2 separate regions of the Homo sapiens genome follow, and region 2 is linked to region 1. A link is a contact called in ENCODE Hi-C or POLR2A ChIA-PET data. All regions are on one chromosome and are shown on one strand. The core of a region is the stretch at or near the end of the contact, and the rest is flanking DNA. Distances in the headings are between cores, read along the strand shown. Region 1 has its middle 130 kb from the start of LINC02815. Region 2 has its middle 95 kb from the start of LINC02815.

Region 1 (6,119 bases), core at 1,274-3,773:
CTAGCTGAGTAACTGTAGACAAAAGCTTTGGTCTCCTTGTCAGAAAAATTGGGATATTGTATCATTATTTACCTTATGGGTTGTGAATTTTAGAGAAAATTAGTATAAAATGCCTAGTATAGTGCTCTCAATAAATGCACACATGCTATCACTGTCTCAGGCAGTAGGTTCTATTGAATCACATTCTTCTACAACTGGAAAACAGCAATGTAGATGATCTCCTAGGGGTTGGGAGGGGATGATCTGTGAAAGTGTTGGAGCCATCTAGACACACTGAGTGGAGATGTAATTTGAGCCTGGGAGAGAATTCTCAAGTCAGTTCAAAGGGCTATAATTTCATTAATTCAAAATCCCACTTAAGTTGGGGAAAATGAGGTCCTAGGAGAGAAGCCAGATGTCAAGGACAAGCCCAGTTAGTGGATGAACTTTTTTGTAGCCAGCTGCCTCCCCAGGGCTCCCTGAACAAAGCATGCATTGTAGCTGCTGCGTGGGCCCCATGGCAGGAGGAGTACCCGGGAGCCAGAGCCTGGTGCATGGGGAGGAGGCGGGCCAGGGCCGCAGGGAGAGGCTTGGATGCCCTGGAAACACAACTGGATCAATTCAGCCTGACAAAATCTTTCCTCCTGCTAAAATTTTCCTCAAACAGAACAAAAGGGAAAGTCAGAGCATTTTTGCCAAATCAACCAGAGAAAGGAAAGCTGGCGCAAAGTTAATCACTATTTTCTTCCTGGCTGTCCAGGCCAGAGATACCCATGATGGGAGCAAGAACACTTGTCATCACCCGCTTGGTCACTATGGATGACATAGGAGCCCTTTCCTTGCAAACAAGCAATACAGAAAAGGAAGTGCCTGGGTCCCAACCCTGTAGGGTGCAGCCAGAACCCACAATGCACTATTCTCTGCAGATCAAGAGGCTTCTAATCTTACCTTGACTCACCGCCTTATCCAAACAGCAGAGCCCCTGCAAAACCCCTCTTTTGGAGAAGGAAATCTCGGGTGGGATAATTCATTGCAAACATCATTGATTAGTCCAGGGAGAGGTCAGGAGCTCCCTGGGGCAGGCACATCACTCTAGTCATGAAGGAAAAGACTCCACCATGGTGCCCTTTAGCATCACTAAGAAACGATTTCTAGACTGCTGGTCTGTCCTGCCAAAGCAAAATTACTCACAAGATATAACAGGCACTAGGTACAACAGTGTAGCACCAGCTTTTGCATAAAAAAGCTTAACTTTGAGTTGGGGATATGCCACTTCCAAGCAGTTGAACCTTGATCAATGCATTGACCCTCAGGGAGCCTCGGATTTCTCATTTATGAGGTGGACAGAATCAGAGGATGGTGAACGGCGTGGAGCAGAGGCAAGGAGGGTCTCCTTGGCTCATCTGCTGGGTCTGCTGCAGCCTACAGAGAAACCACAGGCTGTCGTACGCACATAACTCAGTAGTCCACTTCCTCTCTGGGACACACAGCAGTCCACAGCCTTGCTCCCATGGAGACAGCCAGCACAGCCTGCAGGCCATCAGCCCAGGAAGGGAACTGGCAAATTTTAGAGCACTAAGACGGCAGCTGATACAGATACTCGGTCGGCCCAGGCCACACCAGCATCCAGGTGACTGGGTCCTGCCAGATGGAGCATGGGACAACATAAAACTCCCAGCATCCACTTCTCTAAAGGGGAGAGTGTGCACACTAAGCCCACAGACACCTTCACGTCCAACATCGCCATCAACGCACCCAGGGCAGGGCAGTTCCTGGGATGTGGACCTGAGCCACAGCCTGGCCTTGTCAGTGCACCAGGTTCTGGGAGAGCAGCCAGACACAGAATGGTGGCAGATGCTCCACTCCTTAAAGAAACAGCAAATTGCGCAGTCCTTCCCTATTTCCCAGGCCTGGGGACTCCTCACATGAGCATGGTAAAAAATTTATATACTTATTCAGAGGTTTAAAAATCCCCCAAATATATAAATACACCAGCAAATCAAATGGCATTGCCATAAGGAGAGCATCCTTGGAATTTATCTATCCGTCTTTCAATTGGCCATTTAGCTCAGTTTGGGCCCTTAACAATACAAGCATGATAAGGTCTCGTCACTGTGTCTCCAGGATCTGATCACTGCAGACCCTGGGCAGTGATTAGGGAGCATGGGCTCTGGAGGACCAGCGCCTCTGACTCTCTATGGCCCCGGGCAAGTCTCCAGGTCTCCATTGCCTCACCTCTAAAGTGAACGTAGAGTCTAGAACGTAAGCCAGTGCGTGCTGACGGTCCCCACACCGCACTGCCAGGGGCCTCGGGCTCTGCTCTAGCAGCTTGGCCTGGACCACGGAGCTCTTTGACCAGGACCTGCTCCACCTGAGGCTGATGCCCTCATGGTGCTGCCTGGCCCAGCCACGCCCATGATCCTTTTCCAGGGTCCCGGAGAAGGAGAAGAACTTCCTTTCTGGTCCTTCCCATTCTGCTCCTGGGTTCAACCAAGCAGCTTCTAGGCAGCTCTGATGACTCAGCAGCAGTGACTCACAGGTTCCCAGGACAGCAGATGAATCCTCTGCTTCTCTGGCTCCCTCTCCGTCCCCTGGCTCTTCCTGGCAATGTGCTTTCACTCAGCCTTGGGCCCACTTTCCCATCCCTCTGGGGACATACCCCCTCGCTTGTCCTGAGACCCACAGTTGAGACCCACACCTGGGCTCCAGCCTCTCTACTGTTCTTTTTACTTCCCAAGCTGGCCCATGGTCCCTTCAGGCTCAGCTCTCCAGGGATCTGCTACCCCGTTCCTGCCTCCGGGACCCACTCCACCCTCCTGGCACTGGCTGGGTCCTGGTGGAGGAGCTACCACAGGCAGCAGAGAAGCAGAATTCTGCTGAGAGCTGTGACCCGAGGACACTGGGCCCCACCAAGCCCACGGTGCAGACCCTGGACTGCTAGAGAGGATGGCAGCACCATCCCCTCCAGGAAGAGCCACCAGGCCTGGAGGAAAACCTGCGCCTCTGAGAGCCTCAAAGGAGCTGTGCCAGTCAGAAGGTGCCGCTCAATGGTCCTGGTCCTCTGGGGGTGACAGGGTCACACTGCGAGCCGGACTTTACACAGCACATCAGTGTGAAGGATGCCAGCATCCTTGTCTGTCATCTTCCTAATTATGAGCCTGCTCAACCCCTCCCCAGCCACCTAGCTCATGCAGGGCCTTCGCTTCTTTGGGCCTTTCCCTCCTTCATGCCATGAGAAGTAAAGGCCAAGAAGGGTCGCAGGACATAGGCCCTGGGGGCTAGGAGCAACCGCCAGTGTGGATGTGTGCATACTAAACCCAGGGCAGGGCAAAGAGAAACACTAGGACCCAGAAACATCTGTCTCAGAAGTGCTTTCATCCTGCTGGGATACACTAAGGTACAGGCAGGAAGAAAGCCCCATGCCTGAAGGGGAAGCTACTGAAGACACAGCAGGTGGCTGAGCAGTGCCACAGGTGACAGCTCACTGCTGGGCTTGTTCCTGCACTACCTTCCCTGGTTTGTCCCCTGGGATGCTGGGGAAAGAAATTATGTTGGGATTTTTTCTATAAATAATTTCCTGTCATTGTGTGTAATGATTGGCGAATAATTTCACAACAACTGGCTGTTTCTTTGTTGCATTCTAAACTTGAGCAGCACTGTGGATCATCAGCATTTTCTGTCTCCCCGCCATTTGAAAAGAACAGTTTCCTGGGACAATTCCTTGAGCCCAGGTCGAGGCTGCGGTGAGCTATGATCACGCCACTGCTCTCCAGCCTGGGTGACGAAGTGAGACTCCATCTCTAAAATATAAATAAATAAATAAATAGCAAAATGTTTCCCTTTCTCCATAAGAAAAATGCTTTTAAAAATTTCTCCTCAGATGCAAACATGTTAAACCCAAGTAAATGTCCCTTCACCTGGGTAGGCCTCAAAGGAAAAGTTTCAGCCACCTGAAATGCCAGTTAGCTGGTCAGCCTGTAAGACGCTTGTTTATTTGTAAAGAAATAGCCCATTCTGCGCAGTCTCAACAGTGGCCCTGGGAAACGGCAGCCCTGCTTTTATTTTTAAACCTCAAAGTTCATCTTAGAGATAAAGCTTTCTTTTCTCATGAGAGGCTGAGTGTCGTACATGGGTATGAAGGTGTAACATAGGCCTTAGACAATCATTTGTAACCTTAGAGGCAACAGGAACATTCAGAGCTGCCTGCCAGGCCCAGACACTCAAAGTGCTACAAAGTCGCCGATCTTTGTGCTTTGGGAGATCAAGTAGTTCCCTTCCCCAGGGCTATATTTCAACCAGGGTTGAGTTCATCTTTGTGCTTGTTTTTTCCCAAATAGCTCACTTTCTGATTTTTTTGGCTTAATAGTGAGATTATTTAAGAGGCACCAAAAGAAAAAGCTCAGTGAAAAAATTGTTTTAGCAATAGAATGAGTTAGTATGAATCCCAGTGCTCATCATAATATTGACTGTTATACACATAAAATACGAATGGCGAAAGAATAAGAGGGGTTCCTTTTTTCTTCTTCTTCTTCTCGAGATGGAGTCTTGCTCTGTCGCCCAGGCTGGAGTGCAATGGCACGATCTCAGCTCACTGCAACCTCCGCCTCCTGGATTCAAGTGATTCTCCTTCCTCAGCCTCCCGAGTAGCTGGGATTACAGGCGTGTGCCACCACACCCTGCTAATTTTTTGTATTTTTAGTAGAGACAGGGTTTCACCACATTGGCCAGGCTGGTCTCAAACTCCTGATCTCGTGATCCACCCACCTCGGCCTCCCAAAGTGCTGGGATTATAGGTGTGAGCCACTGCGCCTGGCCAAGACGGGTTCTTTAACAGTGGAAATAGAAACGTCATCTTCTGCAACGCTGAGCATCTGCAAAGCCCCCCACAGACAGTCTACTCAGGTGAGAACTGAATTTCCTCCCAGAACACTCTCTCCATTGTCATCCTTCCTTCCCCGATCCCAGGTGAATACATGTGGCACAGAGCCCCTCAAAGAGGCCTTCCATTCCCTTGTCCACTAATTTGATTTTCAGAATGTGGAGCCACGTGCCCCCTGGGGCCTGGCCTCTGCTCCCTGCTGCAGGTGCAGAAGCAAACAGACCATGGGGCCATGAAGTTTAACAGGCTGCCCAGGCCCGGGCACTCAGACCCTGCTGCTTCTCCCACCTCCCACCTCGCACCTCCCCACAGCCTTTTCTATCACACAGCCAAGGATTCCTGTTCCCCATCCTCTGTTGCTTATCATTTCTCCTGACCCACGCACAGAAGGGACTCTATTTCTAGGAGCATCAGAGAGAAGCTTTCAAACTTTTTTGCTCATGACCCACAGCAAAAAGTGCATTTTCTGTTGCAATTAAGTGCACATGCACACACAGCTGACTCACATCTAAGTCAAAAGTTTCAGGAAGCAATACTTCCTTTCACTACCTGCAAAGCCTTCTGTTACTTTCTGTTCTACTCTTCCCAGGCCGCACCACCCCCCACATTTCAACAATGCTCGTTGAAATCCACGAAACTGATTTCCCAATCCCCTAACGGTTTATGGTCAGCAATTTGGAAAACACTGGCTGAAATACTAATGAAAGGGCATCGCGGGCCTTCCCTGATGCGAGGGGAGGAAGGAAGGCTTTGCTCAGCTCTACGTTCCCACAGACCCACTTTTCCTGCCCTTTGCCCCACATCCCACCTGCCACTTGTGATTAAATAACAGTTTAACATCACCAAAGCTCCCTTTCACTCAAGAACTAACTCAATTAGGCTTGAGCTGGTGGGAGCTTAAAGCAGATTAAGGGAAGACAAAGGAGGCTTTGGGGTTTATCTTCAGCTTTCATGTTCCTAGGAGCTCTCTCTTCCTGTGCTGAGTCTTAAGCATCAAAGGGAGGGAGGCAGGGAAGGAGAGGAGAGGGGAGGGGAGGGGAGGGGAGGGGAGGGGAGGGGAGGGGAGGAGAGGAGAGGAGAGGAGAGGAGAGGAGAGGAGAGGAGAGGAGGATGGAAGGAAGGAAGGGGAGGGAGGAAGGAAGGAATGAAGGAAAGGATGAAAGGAAGGAAGGAGAGGAGAATGGAAGGGAGGAAGGGGAGGGAGGAAGAGAAGAAAGAGAAGAAAACTCTCCCAAGCCCCCATCATGGGCTGAGGCCAACC
Region 2 (6,119 bases), core at 958-3,457, 34 kb after region 1:
CATTATCAATACAGAATGAACTGACTAGTTTTTGGCGCTAGCCTTAGACTGTAGATCCAAAGTTACAATTGACATGTGCTTATTTATAGGAGGCTAGCAAAGAATTTACTTATGAATGGTCTGTGGGGTAGTCCTTTGTAGATGTCTGAGGACTTTTACCTTCCAGAGGGGAACCACATAATGCTGGTAACAGCTCTTCATTTGGAAGGGAGTGTTATGTGACTCCGTCTCCAGGCTTAACCTTCCCTTTTGCATAAGGACTTCGGGGGTCCTGAGAGTTTTTTATTTTCCTTTACACCAAATTATACCAACAAACACAAGGGCTGACGAAAGAGGATTCAGCTGCATAGTGGGTTCCAGAGCCAACTATTAAGAGATAAAAGGACATTAGGTTAAATAAAAATTCAAATCAAAAAGTGAGGTCTCAAGGCTTTTGGTTTTGGGTTGTTTTTTGTTTTGTTTTGTTTTGTTTTGTTTTGTTTAGGGGACAAAAGAATCTTGTGAAAGTGTTCTAAGCAAGGAGTTAGGAGACCTCAAGTCTAAGATGAGCCAGGGGCATCAAGTAAGCTGGTAACAGCACCTTGCCTTATAGGCCAGCAGGCCTTGGTCTTACGTTATGGGTCACATAGCCTTAGTGTTATGGGTCACAGAACGCCCTAAGAGTAACCTGATGAAAATGATGGGCCAGGCAACTGAGGAAGCTGCACATCAGCACCCACTGAGTTGTTGCAAACTATTTTTTAATTGCATTGGAAATGTGTTCAGTCATATAGGCAGAATGTAAAATCAACCTAGAGAACGTAACAGGATATTACACGAGGACTTTTCCGGTTGTGTTAGGATCTTTGCTGAAAAGAACTCTTAACAAGCACCTGCACATTCTAAAGGAACATATTTGAAATAATTGCTAAATGGTGCTAAAAGGTGGCCAAATACTAGTTCTTTGAATTTTAACCAATCACACACCTCTAGGCTACATAATGGAAAAATGAACTCATTAAAGGGATGCGAAGATGCCTTTAAGGAAAGCTGGAGTGTCGGTTGGGTATATTACTACTGCCTCTGGGAGGAAGCCACCCTCCTCTCCACCCCTACCAAGCCTAATAACCAGTCCCAGAACAGGGGAGTCAAGGCTGCCCTCTCACCTGTGGATGTAGTTCAGGGGTCAAACCAGGAGAGGAAATGGAAGTGAGAATCAAGGGCATCCAAGTGAAACAGAGAAAGGAAAAACCACTCGATGGATCCCTGAGAGTGCTGGTCCAGCCTCCGTCCTCACCTGCTGGAATCCCACCTGCCTTTCGAGGCCCAGCTCCATCTGCCATTCTGGAAGCCTCCCACAGCTGCCAACTTCAACGGTGATCTCTTGACCCCCTTACAGCACACTTGGCCATTATGGGCCCTCGGATGCTGCCCAGGTATCATGGCAGCAGCACTCCCTGGGTCATAAGTGGCCTCTGCCACATGCATCTTTCACTCCATCCCCAGCCCCAGAGAAGACAAGCATCTCACCTCTTCCCCCTCAGCACCTTGCCAGAGGTGCTCAGAAAACAATTCATGAGTGATTACACAGCTAGTTAGGTACAATTCTGCAGGCCATTTGTCTAAACTCAGTCCCAGGCTGTTGAAGTTACTCCAACCTGGATACTGGATACCCCTAATTCTCCTAAAGTTTCCAGCTGGGTCCTGAAAGCTACAAGATACCTATCTTTCTCAAACATATTGTCCCCAGGCTGGGTCACCCAGTGGAAAGGCCAAAAACATGCTTAGGGCAATAGCAAGATAGGGAGCCCAACACTTTTTTTATGTGATGATTTACATAGGCATCATGAGAAAAACGCCTTCTTAAACATATGGCTTAGTGTCGGATCTGCTTTTAGTCGCACATGGGTGACCGAGGTGGGATGTGCCAGGTCTTTTCATGCTTGGGGCTCCTACTCTGCTGGCACCGACCCACGCCGTCTAAGATTGTGGCTTTTAAAGGTTCTGTGGCTTTTAAAGCACTTCCTGTGCAGGTCTGCTCCGCAGCTCCAGGCGCTACACCTTCTCAACCCACAGGTCAGGGAATAGAGGCCCAGAGAGGGTCAGGGATCCTAGTCCGGGGTTGGTGAGCCCCCTGGGTAGGGGATTTATTCAAGGGCTGGGGCAGATGCTGTGGATGAGGCTTCCCCACTCCCTGCTGTGCAAGGAGATCCTGTTGTTGGCATTGCCAGCACACCGCCAGCACTTGATCCTCTGGCTCAGAGCCCATTTACCTGAGCAACTTGCCGCAGTGCTCTGAGGTTCCATTTCCTCCATTACAAAACATAGCTAATAGTATCATATCTCTCTGGCCTAATACCAGAACTTTAATTAGGCTTAAATGAAACATAGGAGAAAACAACTCAACCAGGACCTAGCATGCTCCTTCAGGTTTTTGTTAAGGTTGGGGCCCTGGGGGACAGGAGGCCCCATCCTGGAGCAGGAACAGGAAAGTGTGACCGACTCTCCTTGACACCCTGAGTGGCAGATCCAGAGCGCTGTCACCAGGAACAAGGGGAAGCTCACCAGCGGGAGCCTCCCAGCCCTCCGCTGCAGTGTCTTCCGGGCTGCTAATGGGTTTCACGTGTGCAGAGGCCAATGCCTCAGTCCTGGGGATGGGGTCTGGGACAGCTCCTGTGGCTGTCTCCTCAGCCGTGAGCAGCCGCATCCTTTTACAAATAATGAATGCCGTTTTCCATAGCTGCCACGATGCAAGAAAAACTGAAAAAACAACCCGGGTGAGAGGACAGTCTGTGCTGCTGGGCAGAGGCCAAAACCTGAAAACAAAGCAGAAACTCAGACCACAGGTTGGCATTCTGTGAGATTCAGAGGACCTGGGTTGAGGAAGGAGTGTCTCCATGGTCACAGCACAAACGTCACTTAGGAAAATTTACACTCCTCTTCCCACCCAGGGGCCTCATTAAACCACCCACCGAGACATCCCCAAAATATGATTTGAAATGAGCAAAGGATAGTTTCTTATTTTTACGCACATTGTTATAAATGTAGCATCTTTTTTTAAAATGTGCTGTTTTATTGCTGTGTTACAGGGATTTGCAAACTTTTCCTGTAAAGGACCTGATTGTAAGTATTTTAGACCTTTGCGATCACACATACAGCCTCTGTTTCAACTACTCCGCTCTGCCGCTACAATGCGAAAGAAGTCTTAGGCAATAGAAAGGGCATAGAAGCGTTCCAACAATACCTCATTTACGAAAACAGGTAGGGGGACAGATTTATCCCACTGGCCAGTTTGTCACCCTCATGCTCTGTGATATGCCTTCTAAATAAAACCATTGTGTTTGTGCTGCAAATACAATTATAGGACAATTTCTCTTTCAACCAAACTCCTGCCTTCAAGCCCCTTCTATGTAAAAACCCTGGAACCACCCTTGGTCCTGCAGAACATTCCCGATACCAGCTGAGGTTTCTGTGCACCAACTCAGGCGGCCTCCCTGGCCAGAGACAGGAGGAGCCAGGAATTCTGAGTTAGTCCTGAAGACAGCCAGAGATCAGAGAGGTCAGTGCTCTTGGCTATTCACATAGGAAGTTGGTTTTCTGTTCTTTTCCAGAGAACTGCACAGATAATACACAGATCGATGCCAAGTAAAACAAGAAGGAAAAGCTGGCTCTGTCCAGGAAAGAGCTGACAACAAACGTGTCCTGACTGGGAAACGCTTTCTGCTGCTTCCTCCCTGCTGCCCGGCAGTGAGGGGAGAGGTGGGACTGGGGCCATCGGGCCCTCACGTGCCGGGCAGGGCTGCTGTGCTCAGCAGAGGATGTCTGTACAATCTCATTTCCTTGAGATTTTCAAGAAAAGGTGAGGTTTTCACTGCTTAGAATGAGGGATAGAGACAAGATTTCTTGAAGAACAGGAAGGGCAAGACTTCTTACAGTTTTTCCCAGTGCTACTATGATAATCATCATGGCCTGATGAAGGTTAGAGTTCTAATTTATTAATAGTTTCCTAAGTGCCAGGCACTGGACTAAATGTATAATCTCCACTTTACAGAGACAGAAGCAAAGATTTGAGATAGCCTGTCTAAAATCTCACTGTAAGTGGAAGAGCTGGAGTTTGAACCCAGATAAACAGAATGCACAGGATGTGTGTGTGTCTGTGTGTTTGTGTGTGTGTGTATGTGTATGTGTGTGTGCTATGTTTGTGTGTTTCTGTGTATGTGTTTGTGTGTATGTGTATATGTGTGTGCATGTGTGTGTGTGTGTATGTGTGGGTTTGTGTGTATGTGTATGTGTGTGTTTGTGTGTCTGTGTGTTTCTGTGTGTGTGTGTGTGTGTGCATAAAGAGAGAGAGGGAGAGAAACTTTATTTTAAGGAATGGGTTTACAGGACTGTAGAGGCCAGGGTGATCTAAAGTCTGTAGGGCAGGTGGACAGGCAGGAAACCCAGGGAAGAGTTTCAGTTCAAAACTGAAGACCGTTTGCTGGAGGAATTCCATATTCCTTGGGAAATTTCAGTCTTTTTCTCTTAAGGTGTTCAACTGTTTGGATGAGGCCCACCCGTGTTATGGAGGCTAATCTGCTGTCCTTAAAGTCTACTGATTTAAATGTTGATCTCATTTAAAACACCTTCACAGAAAAATTTATAATATTTGACCTGTCCAGGCGTGGCGGCTCACGTCTGTAATCCCAGCACACTGGGAGGCTGAGGTGGGAAAATCGCTTGAGCCCAGGAGGTTGAGACCAGCCTGGGTGACATAGTGAAACCTCGTCTTTACCAAAAATACAAAAATTAGCTGGGTGTGGTGATACACGTGCCTGTGGTCCCACCTACTTGGAAGGCTGAGGTGGGAGGATCCCTGGAGCCTGGGAGGTCCAGACTGCAGTGAGCCATGATCACACCACTGCACTCCAGCCTGAGTAACATAGCAAAACCCTGTCTCAAAAAAAATTAAAATTAAAAATTAAAATTTAATGCTGTATTAAAATAATAATAATAATAGTTGACAAACTATCTGGATACCATGGCCCAGACAAGTTGACTTATAAAATTAACCATCACAGGTCCCATAGGCAGCATCTGCATCACCAATGGAGCCTGTTCAAAACACAGAAGCTGAGTGCAGTGGCAGGCACCTGTAATCCCAGCTACACAGGAAGCTGAGGCAGGACGATCACTTGAGGCCAGGAATCCAAGATCAGCCTGGGCAACATAGCAGAACCTCGTCTGGAAAAAAATTTAAGTATATGGAAGGATGTTTGTGGGTTATATGAAAAAGAAAGAAAGAAGATAGAGAAGGAAGGAAGGAAGGAAGGAAGGAAGGAAGGAAGGAAGGAAGGAAGGAAGGAACGAAGGAAAGAAGGAAGGGAGGAAGGAAAAAAGGGAGGAAGGAAGGAAGGAAAGAAGGAAGGAAGGAAAAAAAGTATAAAAGGAAGGCTTTGTCCTGGATCAGTGGCTTTCAAGTCCTCTTTTCCTCCCACCAGTGGGATCCTTTTTAGTAAGTGAAATAATTGCACACAACCCCCAAACACATAACAGATAAGAAAGAAATACTCTGGCAGCAAAGGGGAGGTGGGGTGGACAACCTTGACCAGCCTTGTCTAGGGTGTCCCTTTCCTTCCCTTGCACCTGCAGGCGGCTCCTGAACACAAGGCTGGGTAGAGCACTTGAGCACTGCTGCACAGGGGAGGAGCTGAGGTCTCTTTCAGCTCCTACGTTCTGAGCCTTCATCTAAGAGGCCTGGCCCTTCAGTGGCAGCCTGGGGAGTGGGCAAGCGTGGTCTTCACAATCGCAGTCAGCCCGTATCCCTAGTTGTCCTTCTCACCCTCTGGTTTCCTGTGCAGACAAAGAATCGAAGGGGACAGAGGGCTTTGGGACTCTGGGCTCACTCCAGGCCCACTTTTCCTTCCATTACCCTTTCCTGTGCCCTTTGAAGTGCCCTCTCATCTGTGCCCACCTGAGTAGAGCCCAAGGGAGGAGAACTGAGCCTGACTCCCAGGGGCAGGGGGTTGCTACAACAGGATGGGCAGTGAGAGGTGGGCAGCCTCCCCTAATGTGGCCTGCTAGTGCAGGATGCCCCTGCCAACACATAGGCAGGGCCAGGTGCCAGGACCTCAGCTGATCATCCCAAAGCTCGGGCCAGC

Evidence for each region. A loop is a pair of places that touch in the nucleus more often than their neighbours do. ChIA-PET counts read pairs that join two places held with the same protein, here RNA polymerase II (POLR2A). Pooled maps may share reads with other maps.
Region 2: a loop to region 1 is called in a map of dorsolateral prefrontal cortex, with 2.0 times the contacts of the local background. The contact joins two enhancer-like sites. A Hi-C loop is called at or near these places in 5 of 168 maps with a recorded cell type or tissue (A673, CD14-positive monocyte, HepG2 and 1 more) and 1 of 50 pooled maps. POLR2A ChIA-PET finds 5 or more read pairs at or near these places in 8 of 52 experiments (B cell, CD4-positive, alpha-beta T cell, CD4-positive, alpha-beta memory T cell and 5 more).

The regions. Positions count from the first base shown.
Region 1 is chr1:229,022,315-229,028,433 of GRCh38, forward strand. No RefSeq gene overlaps it. Among named protein-coding and RNA genes, the nearest start is that of LINC02815, 130 kb to the right of the region's middle. RefSeq lists an enhancer at 5,210-5,947. Within about 2 kb of position 2,524, at least 4 of the 41 ENCODE cell types and tissues checked have a DNase peak (open chromatin) inside an H3K27ac peak, as active enhancers do; they include dorsolateral prefrontal cortex, where a contact is called at or near this core.
Region 2 is chr1:229,056,249-229,062,367 of GRCh38, forward strand. No RefSeq gene overlaps it. Among named protein-coding and RNA genes, the nearest start is that of LINC02815, 95 kb to the right of the region's middle. RefSeq lists enhancers at 2,594-3,094, 3,722-4,221. Within about 2 kb of position 2,208, at least 16 of the 41 ENCODE cell types and tissues checked have a DNase peak (open chromatin) inside an H3K27ac peak, as active enhancers do; they include dorsolateral prefrontal cortex, where a contact is called at or near this core.